4 separate regions of the Homo sapiens genome follow, and all the other regions are linked to region 4. The links are chromatin contacts, found by Hi-C or POLR2A ChIA-PET in ENCODE. All regions are on one chromosome and are shown on one strand. The core of a region is the stretch at or near the end of the contact, and the rest is flanking DNA. Distances in the headings are between cores, read along the strand shown. Region 1 overlaps VMP1 (vacuole membrane protein 1). Region 2 holds the start of MSI2 (musashi RNA binding protein 2). Region 3 overlaps VMP1 (vacuole membrane protein 1). Region 4 holds the start of TSPOAP1 (TSPO associated protein 1).

The links. A loop is a pair of places that touch in the nucleus more often than their neighbours do. ChIA-PET counts read pairs that join two places held with the same protein, here RNA polymerase II (POLR2A). Pooled maps may share reads with other maps.
Region 1: a loop to region 4 is called in a map of GM12878, with 4 times the contacts of the local background. The contact joins the enhancer-like site here to the promoter of TSPOAP1 in region 4. A Hi-C loop is called at or near these places in 2 of 168 maps with a recorded cell type or tissue (GM12878 and naive thymus-derived CD4-positive, alpha-beta T cell), 10 of 37 single-sample maps with no recorded cell type and 14 of 50 pooled maps. POLR2A ChIA-PET finds 5 or more read pairs at or near these places in 7 of 52 experiments (activated B cell, activated CD4-positive, alpha-beta T cell, activated CD4-positive, alpha-beta memory T cell and 2 more).
Region 2: a loop to region 4 is called in a map of CD8-positive, alpha-beta T cell, with 9 times the contacts of the local background. The contact joins the promoter of MSI2 here to the promoter of TSPOAP1 in region 4. A Hi-C loop is called at or near these places in 2 of 168 maps with a recorded cell type or tissue (CD4-positive, alpha-beta memory T cell and CD8-positive, alpha-beta T cell), 1 of 37 single-sample maps with no recorded cell type and 7 of 50 pooled maps. POLR2A ChIA-PET finds 5 or more read pairs at or near these places in 1 of 52 experiments (BJ).
Region 3: a loop to region 4 is called in a pooled map, with 5 times the contacts of the local background. The contact joins the enhancer-like site here to the promoter of TSPOAP1 in region 4. A Hi-C loop is called at or near these places in 9 of 50 pooled maps. POLR2A ChIA-PET finds 5 or more read pairs at or near these places in 3 of 52 experiments (GM10248, activated CD4-positive, alpha-beta memory T cell and activated naive CD4-positive, alpha-beta T cell).

What each region holds. Positions count from the first base shown.
Region 1 is chr17:59,836,400-59,839,099 of GRCh38, forward strand. It overlaps VMP1 (vacuole membrane protein 1), which reads left to right. Exons shown (of 12, transcript NM_030938.5): 11 at 1,896-1,998. Among named protein-coding and RNA genes, the nearest start is that of MIR21, 3.5 kb to the right of the region's middle. RefSeq lists enhancers at 811-1,270, 852-2,700, 1,016-2,215, 1,721-2,450. Within about 2 kb of position 1,357, at least 31 of the 41 ENCODE cell types and tissues checked have a DNase peak (open chromatin) inside an H3K27ac peak, as active enhancers do; they include GM12878, where a contact is called at or near this core.
Region 2 is chr17:57,255,273-57,257,972 of GRCh38, forward strand. It overlaps MSI2 (musashi RNA binding protein 2), which reads left to right and starts at 1,251. Exons shown (of 14, transcript NM_138962.4): 1 at 1,251-1,532; 2 at 1,826-1,866; 3 at 2,194-2,275. The coding sequence starts at 1,471. It overlaps LOC101927510 (a long non-coding RNA gene), which reads right to left and starts at 1,724. Exons shown (of 3, transcript XR_007065860.1): 1 at 1,670-1,724. RefSeq lists a silencer at 806-1,435.
Region 3 is chr17:59,785,335-59,788,034 of GRCh38, forward strand. The region is part of intron 7 of VMP1 (vacuole membrane protein 1); the gene reads left to right. Among named protein-coding and RNA genes, the nearest start is that of MIR21, 55 kb to the right of the region's middle. RefSeq lists an enhancer at 1,107-1,586. Within about 2 kb of position 1,282, at least 30 of the 41 ENCODE cell types and tissues checked have a DNase peak (open chromatin) inside an H3K27ac peak, as active enhancers do.
Region 4 is chr17:58,327,492-58,330,191 of GRCh38, forward strand. TSPOAP1 (TSPO associated protein 1) reads right to left here and starts at 1,304. Exons shown (of 32, transcript NM_004758.4): 1 at 97-1,304. The coding sequence starts at 429. It overlaps TSPOAP1-AS1 (TSPOAP1, SUPT4H1 and RNF43 antisense RNA 1), which reads left to right. Exons shown (of 5, transcript NR_038410.1): 2 at 559-630. RefSeq lists enhancers at 147-306, 1,177-1,246, 1,777-1,946, 2,047-2,126 and a silencer at 357-466.

The DNA.
Region 1 (2,700 bases), core at 107-2,606, 1.5 Mb after region 4:
GTTTCCCAGGATGGTATTGAACTCCTGGGCTCAAGCCATCCTCCCATCTTGGCCTCCCAAAGTGCTGGGATTACAAGCGTGAGCCACCACACATGGCCTAGAGGACCTTTTTAACAACTTCACCCCTCACTGATCTCTCTTTTCTCCCTCCAATTCCTTCGGTATATATCTTCTGTACCAAAAACTTTAATATTGAATTGTAAATTATTTTGTTCACAGATCAGTTCGTGTGTGTGTGTGCGCACACATGTGTGCGCATCTGCCTATGTTTTGAATCCAAATCCCCATAAATGATTTTAAGTTCCTTGTGGGCAGTTTGGTTTTTTTTTTTTTTGGCTTTTTTCCCAGCAAAAGGAATCAATTAAGTATTTGGTGACTGATAGATAAAAAGGATTAAAGAAAAGAATCAGCCAGAAGTTAGGGATATGTTAGCATCTGATAAAATATAATAGCAAAAACTCTTCTATTCCTGCTTTTTGTTATAAAAAGCAGCAAGGAATTGTTCTAGAAAAGAAGTGAAGGCCAGTCGCGGTGGCTCACACCTGTAATCCCAGCACTTTGGGAGGCCGAGGAAGGGGGATCACGAGGTCAGGAGTTCAAGACCAGCCTGGCAAAGATGGTGAAACCCCATCTCTACTAAAAATACAAAAAAAAATAGCCAGGCATGGTGACAAGCGCCTGTAATCCCAGCTACTTGGGAGGCTGAGGCAGGAGAATCACTTGAACCCTGGAGGTAGAGGTTGCAGTGAGCCGAGATCAGGCCATTGCACTCCAGCCTGGGGGACAGAGTGAGACTCTGTCTCAAAAAAAAAAAAGTGAAGTGAAGTGAATTTGAGTCAGTGTACTTAATAGGACAAGCATTAGGCAGTGTTGCAAGTACATATCGGAATCTCTTTGGCTGGCTCTAAGAAAGAGTTTGAACTTATTTACCTCCTTAGCCCTATGTAACAGGTAAGAAACTAAAAGGTACAGAAAATAGAGATGTTTGATTTTTCTAAGTTGCCCCAAGCTACCGTTTTTAAAAACGCCTGCAAGCATGTCTAAAACAGGAGCCTGTTAGCTACAGTTGCCAAACCGGTTTAACAGCACTGCCTCCATGTATTCTGGGTAAGAAGGAGCTCCGAGTACATAAATTTATCAAAGATCACTATCCCAATCATCTCAGAACAAGCTGTTACTAATGTACTGGAGTTTCTGTGCAAACTGTCTACCATAAACCATGAAAGGATTCAAAGTTCATAGTTCCTTCTTTGTTCCTTTGTTAATCACTGACTTCTGACTAGTGGGAGGTGCCTCCCAAGTTTGCTAATGCATTCTTTTTGGATAAGGATGACGCACAGATTGTCCTAATAAGGACTTAGATTGAGAAAGACCGCCCCCTCTGAGAAGAGGGGACAAGTCAGAGAGAGGGCGGGCAGTTTCTTTTTTAACTAGGGATGACACAAGCATAAGTCATTTCCTTATTAATTGGTTCAAACCAGTTCTTACAGGAACTAGTGGTGATAAATGTGGGACTTCTGAGAAGTCATTCATTTTATTCTTTGTGCCATACCAGAGTACAGTATCAGCTGAGCTGACCTTACTCTGAGGACTAACTCTTTTGCTGGAAGCGGTTTCTGATTTACAGCTCTTGGTTTCTCCCAGACATGTTGGTGGGAGAGATTTTGGTTTTTAAGGGGTTGTTAGATGGAGTAAATTTTCTTTTTTTTTTTTTTTTTTTTTAACTAAAAAGGGGTCACAGAATTTCAGCAGTTCTCTGATTTTTATATTTTATTCCTCTTCCTATCCAATCCCTGCCTTTTGAGTCCAGGTGGTAAGTACATTTTCTTTAACGTTTTTCCTGCTTTTCTTCCCAAATGTGTCTTTTTCTTTGGGCTACTGTACCCTGCTTCCAGTGCTGTCCCCGGCATAGGTCCATCTCTGCAGAAGCCATTTCAGGAGTACCTGGAGGCTCAACGGCAGAAGCTTCACCACAAAAGCGAAATGGGCACACCACAGGTAAGACTTTAATCCGGTTTCTTCTCCCCTCTGGGAAGTTTCGGGCTGAAATTACATTCACAGCTCTCACTCACATTTTTAGGCAAATAAGTGAAGTTGGTTTGCCAGTGTTCCTTGACAGAAGTTGAGCGTCTGTGTATGCTCTACTGGGAAATTTGTCTTTGTCTTAGACTAGAAAGTGTAACTTCTGTACATCTTCTCCTAAAAACAAGGGTAGAGCCAATGGAAAGTAATGGTTCTGTTACATAGAATGAGTTGTTGCCTTGATCTTAAATGATGTATTGGTAGATATACTTCCCAAGTGGATTAAAAAGTTAAAACTTACAGCATAACAAAGTATTAGACTTACTGAGGTGACTTGAATATCTCCTTTTGATTTTCACTCTATTTTTCTTTTCACCCATGGGAAAATGATAATTTTTTAATAAACCAAGGCTCTTACCATAGCTGAACTTTAAAACTTAGACTGTCTTTTCTGTAAACGATTCTGAGGCAAAGGGAAATGACTAGAAGAGGATGAGTAAACAATAACCTGAAATGGGAAACTCGAGGGAAGCACAGGTTTTTTTTGTTTTGTTTTGTTTGGTTCGTTTTTTGTTCTTTGGGGTTTTTTTGAGACAGAATTTCGCTCTCGTTGCCCAAGTTGGAGTGCAATGGCGCGATCTTGGCTCACTGCAACCTCCGCCTCCCGGGTTCAAGCGA
Region 2 (2,700 bases), core at 1-2,500, 1.1 Mb before region 4:
GAAACTTTCATGCGATGCCTTTGGAAGGCTACAGACATTGTCTTTTTGGAGTTTTCAGTGCATGAAGGTATGAAACCGCATTTATTAAGCACCTACTGTATGCCAGAACCCGTGCTGCACAATACTACTGCTGCTAAGGTGGGAGTGATTCTGAAGCCTTCTGCCACCCTAGCTACCTCTGCAGGTCGTGAGGGGTCTTGGGCTATTTCAGTATCATGCACTTTACTATCCTGGCATACAAAGGCTGGGTGAGAAATAAAATATATAACGAACGGATTACACAGGGGTTTCCTGAAATAACCACCCTTCCCATCCATCCCAGAGACACCCCAAAAGTACTTCTCGTTATATACAAACATTTGCTTTGAACCTCAATCATGTGACCTTGACTCCTATAACCTATCTTATTACATTTTTAAAACACTGTATGATTAACGCGGAAACCCTTTCTTCGGCACTTTCTCGCCACTGGAATCGCGTCAGTTTCTCAAAGTTCCAAAATAACCTTTCCCGGGCACGGATTGGTACCTCTACTGGGGAAGGGCGGGGAACCGCGCAAGACGTGCCGGTGTGGAGCCAGAGCCAGAGAGAACTTCCAGCGCAAAAGGAAAATAAAACTTGTGGCTGGTGTTTGTGCAGGAGGGTCTCCGCCATCCTGAAGCCCCCCGATCCTGGGGCGTCTCGGGGGCCGCCAAAGGAGCGCCAGGGTGTGGGTTTGCTCCCGACGTCCTTGACCTAAATTTCTGAGCGGTGGCTGGAAACAGGGCACAGCGGAGGGCGGGCGGCTGGTGCCATTCCCGGATCTCGGCGGCAGGGGCCGGCAAACTTGAATGGAGAGGGCGAACTAGAGAGGGTGGGGGGCGTCTTCTCCCAGGTCCGGGTGAGGAGCCGCAGCAAGCTCCCCGCGCCTCCCCTCCCCCGATCCACCCGCCCCCCGCAGCCCATGTGATCCAGGGAAGTCGGGGTGCGCTCCCCCTCGCCCTGCGCCCTGCCGGCCCGGAGGCGGGGTCCCCTCCGCCCGCGGGGTTCGCGCGCCACCCTTGTGGGTCCGGCCGTGGGGGGCCGAGTGTGCGCGCGCGGGCAGGCGGGGGCCGCACGGGGGTGCGTGACGTCACCGGCATTGGTTACACGACGTTCTAGAACTCCGCCCCACGTGCGCCGGGGAGGAGGGGGAGGAGGAGGAGGAGATGGGGGTGGGGAGGAGGAGGGGGAGAGGTGGGGATGGGCCGGGGGGGCGGGGACGGGGGGGTGTGCGAGGCAGCGGGGCTGAGCTAAGCCGAGCCCACGTGTGACGGCTCTCGCCGCTGCCCCGGCTCCGCCGCTCGCAGAGAGATTCGGAGGAGCCCGGGCGGGGGGGAGGAGGAGGGGGAGGAGGGAGCGGAGATCTCGGGGCTCGGAGCCGGCCGCCGCTCCGCTCCGATCGCTGTGGGGCTTGGTTTTTTGGGGGTGGGGGGGCGGGGGGGCTCAGATATGGAGGCAAATGGGAGCCAAGGCACCTCGGGCAGCGCCAACGACTCCCAGCACGACCCCGGGTAAGTTTCCAGCCGCTGCCCACCGCGCCGCCTTGGGCTCGCTCTCCTTGCAGCGGCGGGGACGGCGGTGCGCGGAGCCGGGCATCTCCCGCGCCCCCCCGCCTCTCCCGCGCGCCCCCCCCGTGGAAGTTACACACCTTTGGATTGCATTTCGCCGTCACCTTCTCCCCCACCCCACCTCCCGGCTCTCGCTCGCTCGCTCCCCCCCGCTTTCCTTTTAGCTTTTGTAAGTTACACGTCAAAATGGCCGATCTGACATCGGTGCTCACTTCTGTTATGTTTTCTCCCTCTAGTAAAATGTTTATCGGTGGACTGAGCTGGCAGACCTCACCAGGTAAGGGAGGGAGGGGGGGACGCCTGGGTCCCCCCCTTCTTGGCTTCTTTATTGCTCTTTGTTATCCCGGTGTAGGAGCCCCCCCCCCCCCGCCATTGGCTCCCCACTTCTCCTGTGCAAGGTTATTTTTTTTAAATAGCAAATCCTTTCTGAGCCCTCTATGCGACCTCTGTTGCCGAATTTCCCCCGCGTGTGCAAAAAATGCAAAAACAAAACAGAATAACAACAGAAAACTACTTTTGGATTTTGTCCTTGATCAAAATTTGCATTGCTTTTTTTTTCCACACCTTCTCTCCCCCCCCCATCTCTCTCTTTCTCTCTCTACAGATAGCCTTAGAGACTATTTTAGCAAATTTGGAGAAATTAGAGAATGTATGGTCATGAGAGATCCCACTACGAAACGCTCCAGGTAAACCATTCCCTTCTGGATTTTGTCTTTATTTTAGAACAAAGTTTAAGTTTTATTTTTGGAGGTGTCTTCGGAAGTAGCTAAGCGGATTAGAATGGGGCTCAGGCGCGTGGCTGATCTCGAACGGCGCTCTATACCACCCCCACCGCCCCCTAGTAACCCCAGAGGTTATTGTTAATTGGAGCTGAACTCTGGATACAGAGATACCCATCTCTCTGCTTTTAAGTCATTTTCCCGTCGCTTCTTTTTCTCTGTTTAAAATGACATTCAGCTTCATTTACTTTCGCATAGTTTTTTTTTTTCTTTTGATCTTAATGTGTGTTTCCCCCACACTCCCAGCTCCCCAAACTCTTAAGATCCCTCTTAGAAAGATGGTGGTAAATCTCTTCTAAGTGCCGGGCTTTCTTCGGAATAAAACAAAGCGT
Region 3 (2,700 bases), core at 32-2,531, 1.5 Mb after region 4:
TAAAATTAAATCAGAAATGTAAAAGTCTTAAAACTTCACCTTTTCAAAGAATATCGGGGCCTGGCATGATGACTCATGCCTGTAATCCCAGCACTTTGGGAGGCCAAGGCAGGTGGATCATTTGAGGTCAGGGGCTAAAGACCAGCCTGACCAACATGGTGAAACCTTGTAAAAATACAAAATTTTTTGTACTAAAAATACAAAAATTAGCTGGGCATGATGGCAGGCATGTGTAATCCCAGCTACTTGGGAGGCTGAGGAACGAGAATCGCTTGAACCCGAGAGGCAGAGGTTGCAGTGAGCTGAGATCACACCACTGCACTCCAGCCTAGGTGACAGAGTGAGATTCCATCTCAAAAAAAAAAAAAAAAAAGATAAAAAAGAATATCAGTTTTTTTCCTCTATTTTCATATCAATTAGCTTGTCTTTCTGTTGAGTATCGTTCATGAGTCTGCCGACCATTTTAGGTTGAATATTTCCTCAAAGGCTATTTTATAGTTTCTGAATTTAATCTTTTTTTAAGGGAACATTTTTAGGTTCTATTTAGGACTATAGTAATTAATGTAATTAATAATCAATAATTGCTACCTACTCTGTATGTTGAAGCTAAATCCCCAAATTAAGTTTTAATACTAGTATCTTTTACCTTACTAATTTCTATTAAATTTAAGGCTGAAAAAAATCTTATTTTTTAGCTTAATAGGATCTTTGTCCTATTCAGAAGTTTTGAGTTATTTACATTATTTTACTAGTGAAAATATAAAACCAAAAAACAGTTTATTAGTTGTAATGGTAGTTCTCATTCTTATGGCCAATGCCTTTTTTTTAATGCAGTAAAACAAAATAGACATTTATCTAGCGAACATCCCTTTTCAAACTATAGGGTCAAAGTGAAGGATTCTTTTGATAATGATAGAATATGTGTTTGATCATTTGAGTTTAAAGACTATGGGAAAGGAATTGATAAGATTATTTAAATACTCACGAAAGTGCTTTGGCATTCCACTAATGCTATTCTCTTTTAAGCACATTTTCCTATGAAGTGTGTGCGGTTGCAGTTGCCTACACCATGTCAATGCCTGCTGGTTTTTCCTGCTGTGAAGTTTTTCCTTTACATACACAGATTCATGAAAGAGTTTATGGTGTAGATGATCTGAAACTAAACAGGACACATTTTCATACACTTTAGTACCATTTGAAGACTCTGGGTGTCAGTTGTTGCTGGGACCTGTTTTTGACTCTGATGAACCTTTACTGGTTGTGGTTTGTCTGGCCATCACATGACTTCTCTGAAAATTCCCCCTCCCCTTCATTTCCAGTAAACTGTTTGAGCAGGAGTGAGTCACAGTGAAACCAGCTTCCCTGTAACCACAGGGCTTGTTAAAGAATTTGTCAGCGTGGACTCTAGAGGGTTTGCATTAAGCTTTGCAGTAACTGTTATGGTTTGTGTTGCGTCAGGAGTTCCACAGAAAAGCTTCCTGCTTGCAGGATCTCTTGCTTGTTTGCAAAGAGTTAAACTGATCAACTTTACCATAGTGAACATGAGAGACACATGTTAAACACACTTCTTTATCATTAAAGGCGTTGTCAAAACTACCAAGAATTAGTGTAGTTTCTCTTTTCATAATCAACCAACCACACCCAATAATGTTTAGTTTTTGAAAAGGCGGGCCTGGTAGATAGTCTTTCACAGTTGGCTCATGATTTTATCACAAAGTACCATCAAAATTAAGCAATTTTAAGTGGTCTTGATGGATTCTGTTACAGGATATTTTGACTATTCGCACAGTTAGGTGTCGGTACCAAAGGTCACTTACTTGCACTTTGTTCATCAAGAAAAGGTAGCACTTAGAGTAATTCTGGAGTTGTGATGTCTAAGCACACTTAGCATGATTTATAGTGGAATTCTTCGTGCCCCCTTTTACTTGCTTTCTCTAGAAGCATTTACTTTATTTTGAACTCTTTTGCCACCTCACTCGCAGACTTTAATCTTTCTCCCTTTTAATTTCTTCTATTTCTTTAACTCATTCCCATATTATCAACAAGGAAAGATAGTTGCAATGTGATGCAAGCTGTTAAATGAATGGCCAGTGGGAAACTTGTCTTCTCAACATACATTCCCAAGTGCATTTCTTTTTACATGCGCATTTCTGTATTTAGCCTTGTCACCTTTAGCTAGACTTACTTATCTAAAAAATAAATTTAGGCTGGGCACAATGGCTCACGACTGTAATCCCAGCATTTTGGGAGGCTGAGGCGGGTGGATCACCTGAGGTCAGGAGTTTGAGACCAGCTTGGCCAACATGGTGAAACCCCATCTCTACTAAAAATACAAAAATTAGTGGGGCATGGTGGCAGGTGCCTGTAATCCTGCTACTCAGGAGGCTGAGGCAAGAGAATTGCTTGAACCAGGGAGGCAGAGGATGCAGTGAGCCGAGATCGTGCCACTACACTCCAGCCTGGGTGACAGAGTGAACTTTGTCTCAAAAATAATTAATTAATTAGTTAATTAATTAATTTAGTGAAAACTTTTAAACTCGACCTCCTAAAAATTTCTTTTATTCGGCTTACACTTTTGTAACAAAATAAGAAAAACATTCTAAAAAATGTGGAAGCTAGTTATTCCTCACAGGAAAAAATATACAATAATGAAGTTTGAAATTGTTTATGTTTTAGCCATGCTGTCAGTCATCAAACTAA
Region 4 (2,700 bases), core at 54-2,553:
TTGGGGATGCATACCTCGCCTCACCTCCTGGCCAGGCTGGAGGACATGGTGAGAGACCCCCACCTTGCAGACCCCAGCCCTCCACAGATCCCTTACCTTCAGGAAAGCCTCCACTTCCTCATCCTCTGGCCTCTGGCAGGCGGGTCCAGAGCTGGATGCTTGCTGGCCCAGGCTGGGCAGACAAGCCTCTGCTCCTTCAGGGTCAGTTCCCCCCACGGGCCTGGAGCTCCCGTCTCCTTTGGGCTTGGAACTCTCCTCAGACCTCAGTTCTTGAAGCTGCAGAGCTGCCGGAGGAGTATCAGCGATGCTTGGGGCTGCACTGCTAGGTTCACCCCCTCGACCTGGAGTCCAGCTATGCCAGGTGGGCAGTGCCCATGGCTCCATGGCTCCAGGGTCCCCAGGCCGTGGGAGGGTTGTCAGTTGCTCCATGGTACTGCCAAGGGGCCCCAGAACCCGGGCCGGGGGACATCACCCAGCCAGGTGGGGGGACTGGCGAGGGTCATGCCAGGCCAGCCCCTCTCCCCTCTGAGCTCTTGCTTCACCGACGCTCCATCCAAGGTTGGCTGAGCTCTTCCCCACCCACAAAGGAGGCTGCAGAAGGCGCCAGGGCTGCTGGAGCTGGAGCCAGGGGTATGTGAGCTATGTTTGCTGGTAGCTGTGTGTGTGCGCGAGTATGTGGAGGAGCGAGGGTGTCCCTGTGGGGGTAGGGAGGATGTGCAGAGGCCACCGACAGCTGCGCCTGGGTGAGGGTGCGTGTGTGTGTCTCCAGGTCTGTCCGTGCAGGTCAATGCTGTCTCATGTGTTGGGAAGATGGGTGCCCCCACTTCTGTGTGTTGAGGGGGGTGGTGCTGTGTGTCACTGTCTGCCCATTTCAGAGTTGCCAGTTGTTTGTGTGTGTGTGTGTGGGTGTCTGTATTGCAGGGCTGTGGCAGTATGTGATGCTGTCCCTGGTTGTATCTGAGTGTGTCAGTGTCGTGCAGCTGTGTGCATCGGTGTCGTTGTGTGTCTGTCAGTGTCTGTGGGTCTGGCCGTCTGTCGCAACCCCTCAGCCCGGCCAGAGGCTTCAGGAGCTGCTGGGGGTGATCCCCAGTGGTCCGCTGTGGTCCTTTATCTCCGGCTCTGCTCTCTGCTGCTGCTCTTTCGCTTGCTGGGTGGCTGGGCTGGTCCTAAGGAGGCCTGGGTCGATGGGCTGCTTGCCTCATAGTCTCAGCCCCTGCTGGCCTCTGCTCTGGGGACTGCAGGGGTCCCTTACAGTCCAGGAGCCTCGAGATGGTGGGCTCCGAGGAGGGCTGAGCCTCAGAATTGGGTGGGGGGGTGAGCCGGGAAGAGCCAGCCCTCCCCTCCTCCTCCTCCTCCTCCCCTCCCACCCACCAATAGGAAGTCGGCTGCTGGTTTCCATGGTGATGGCGCTGGACTGGTGGGCTGAACCGGCTGACAGGGTCGGGGACAGAAGGAAGAGCAGGTTTCTCACGGCATGTCAGCCCAGGGCTCCCACATGTGGCCTCCCACCCTCATCTTCACACATTCTCACACCTTCCGGAGTACAGAGGCGAGTGGGGTGCAGATGGTCCTCCCTACATCGGGTGAGACTGATAGAGACAGAACGGGGGAGGGTATGACAGAGATCCAGCCACAGAGAAGGGCAGAACTAGAAAAGATGGGACTTGAGATGAAACAAAGAGAGAGACAGAAACCAAGAGAAAGAAACCGGGAAGACAAGCAAAGAGACAGGTAGAAATAGACGGAGAATTCCTTCTGCTTCCTCCTGGCAGATTGCACTTGGGGGGCAACCTGGCTGTCCCAGGCCACCAGGGAAGCCCACATGGCCTGTTGGGTTGGCTTTGTCCCGAATTGCCTGGAAGTTCATCTTCTGTCTAGCCTTAGATCTTGTTGCTAAATAATTTGGGGGACAAGGACGTGAGAATCCCCTCAGCCAGGAGTCAGTCTATATGCAGTGGCAGGGGTCTAGACAGAGTCCCCAGAGCCAGGGGTGTTGGGAGAAGCCCCGAGAGGCAGCCCCTCTCCACTCTGAACCCGGGACTCATTAGGCAAGCCAGTTTCAGCCAAGGTCGGGGGCCCTCGTGTGGCACCCCCACAGAATAGCAGCGGTGATACTGAACCCTAGAGCCCCTGACTGTGGGCTCCACCCAGGCAAGAGCCAATGGAACTGGAGGTAGGGGGTGCATGGGGAGGAGTGGACATCTTCACTTCCCTAAAGCAGTGTGTAGGTCAACACGCACGCCACTGCATGATGTGTTGCTGTTTAGGTCAGAGTATATATGCATGCCATTATGCGCATGCGTGTGTATAGTATGCATCTATAGAATAGACATTATCTATTTCTGTATATGTGAAGGGGCCATTGTGTGTATATATGTGTGTGCTATTATGTGTCTATGAGTCACATAATAAAACGTAACAAAAACACATTGGGTGTATCTGTATGTATGTTTCTGTGTCATTGCATCTATGTTTGTTTGCCACTGTGTCTATGTGTGTGCTGTTATGTGCATGGGAGGCTATCATTGCATGAGTTTATAAATTACAACACATCATGATATATATAGATATGGATGCTACTATATGGCACAATGTAGTAATTGATTACACAATATATGACATGCTCATATCGTCATGTAAATATGCATAATGACATGGTTTGATTTATATATATATATCACCATGTATCTATGTATTCTA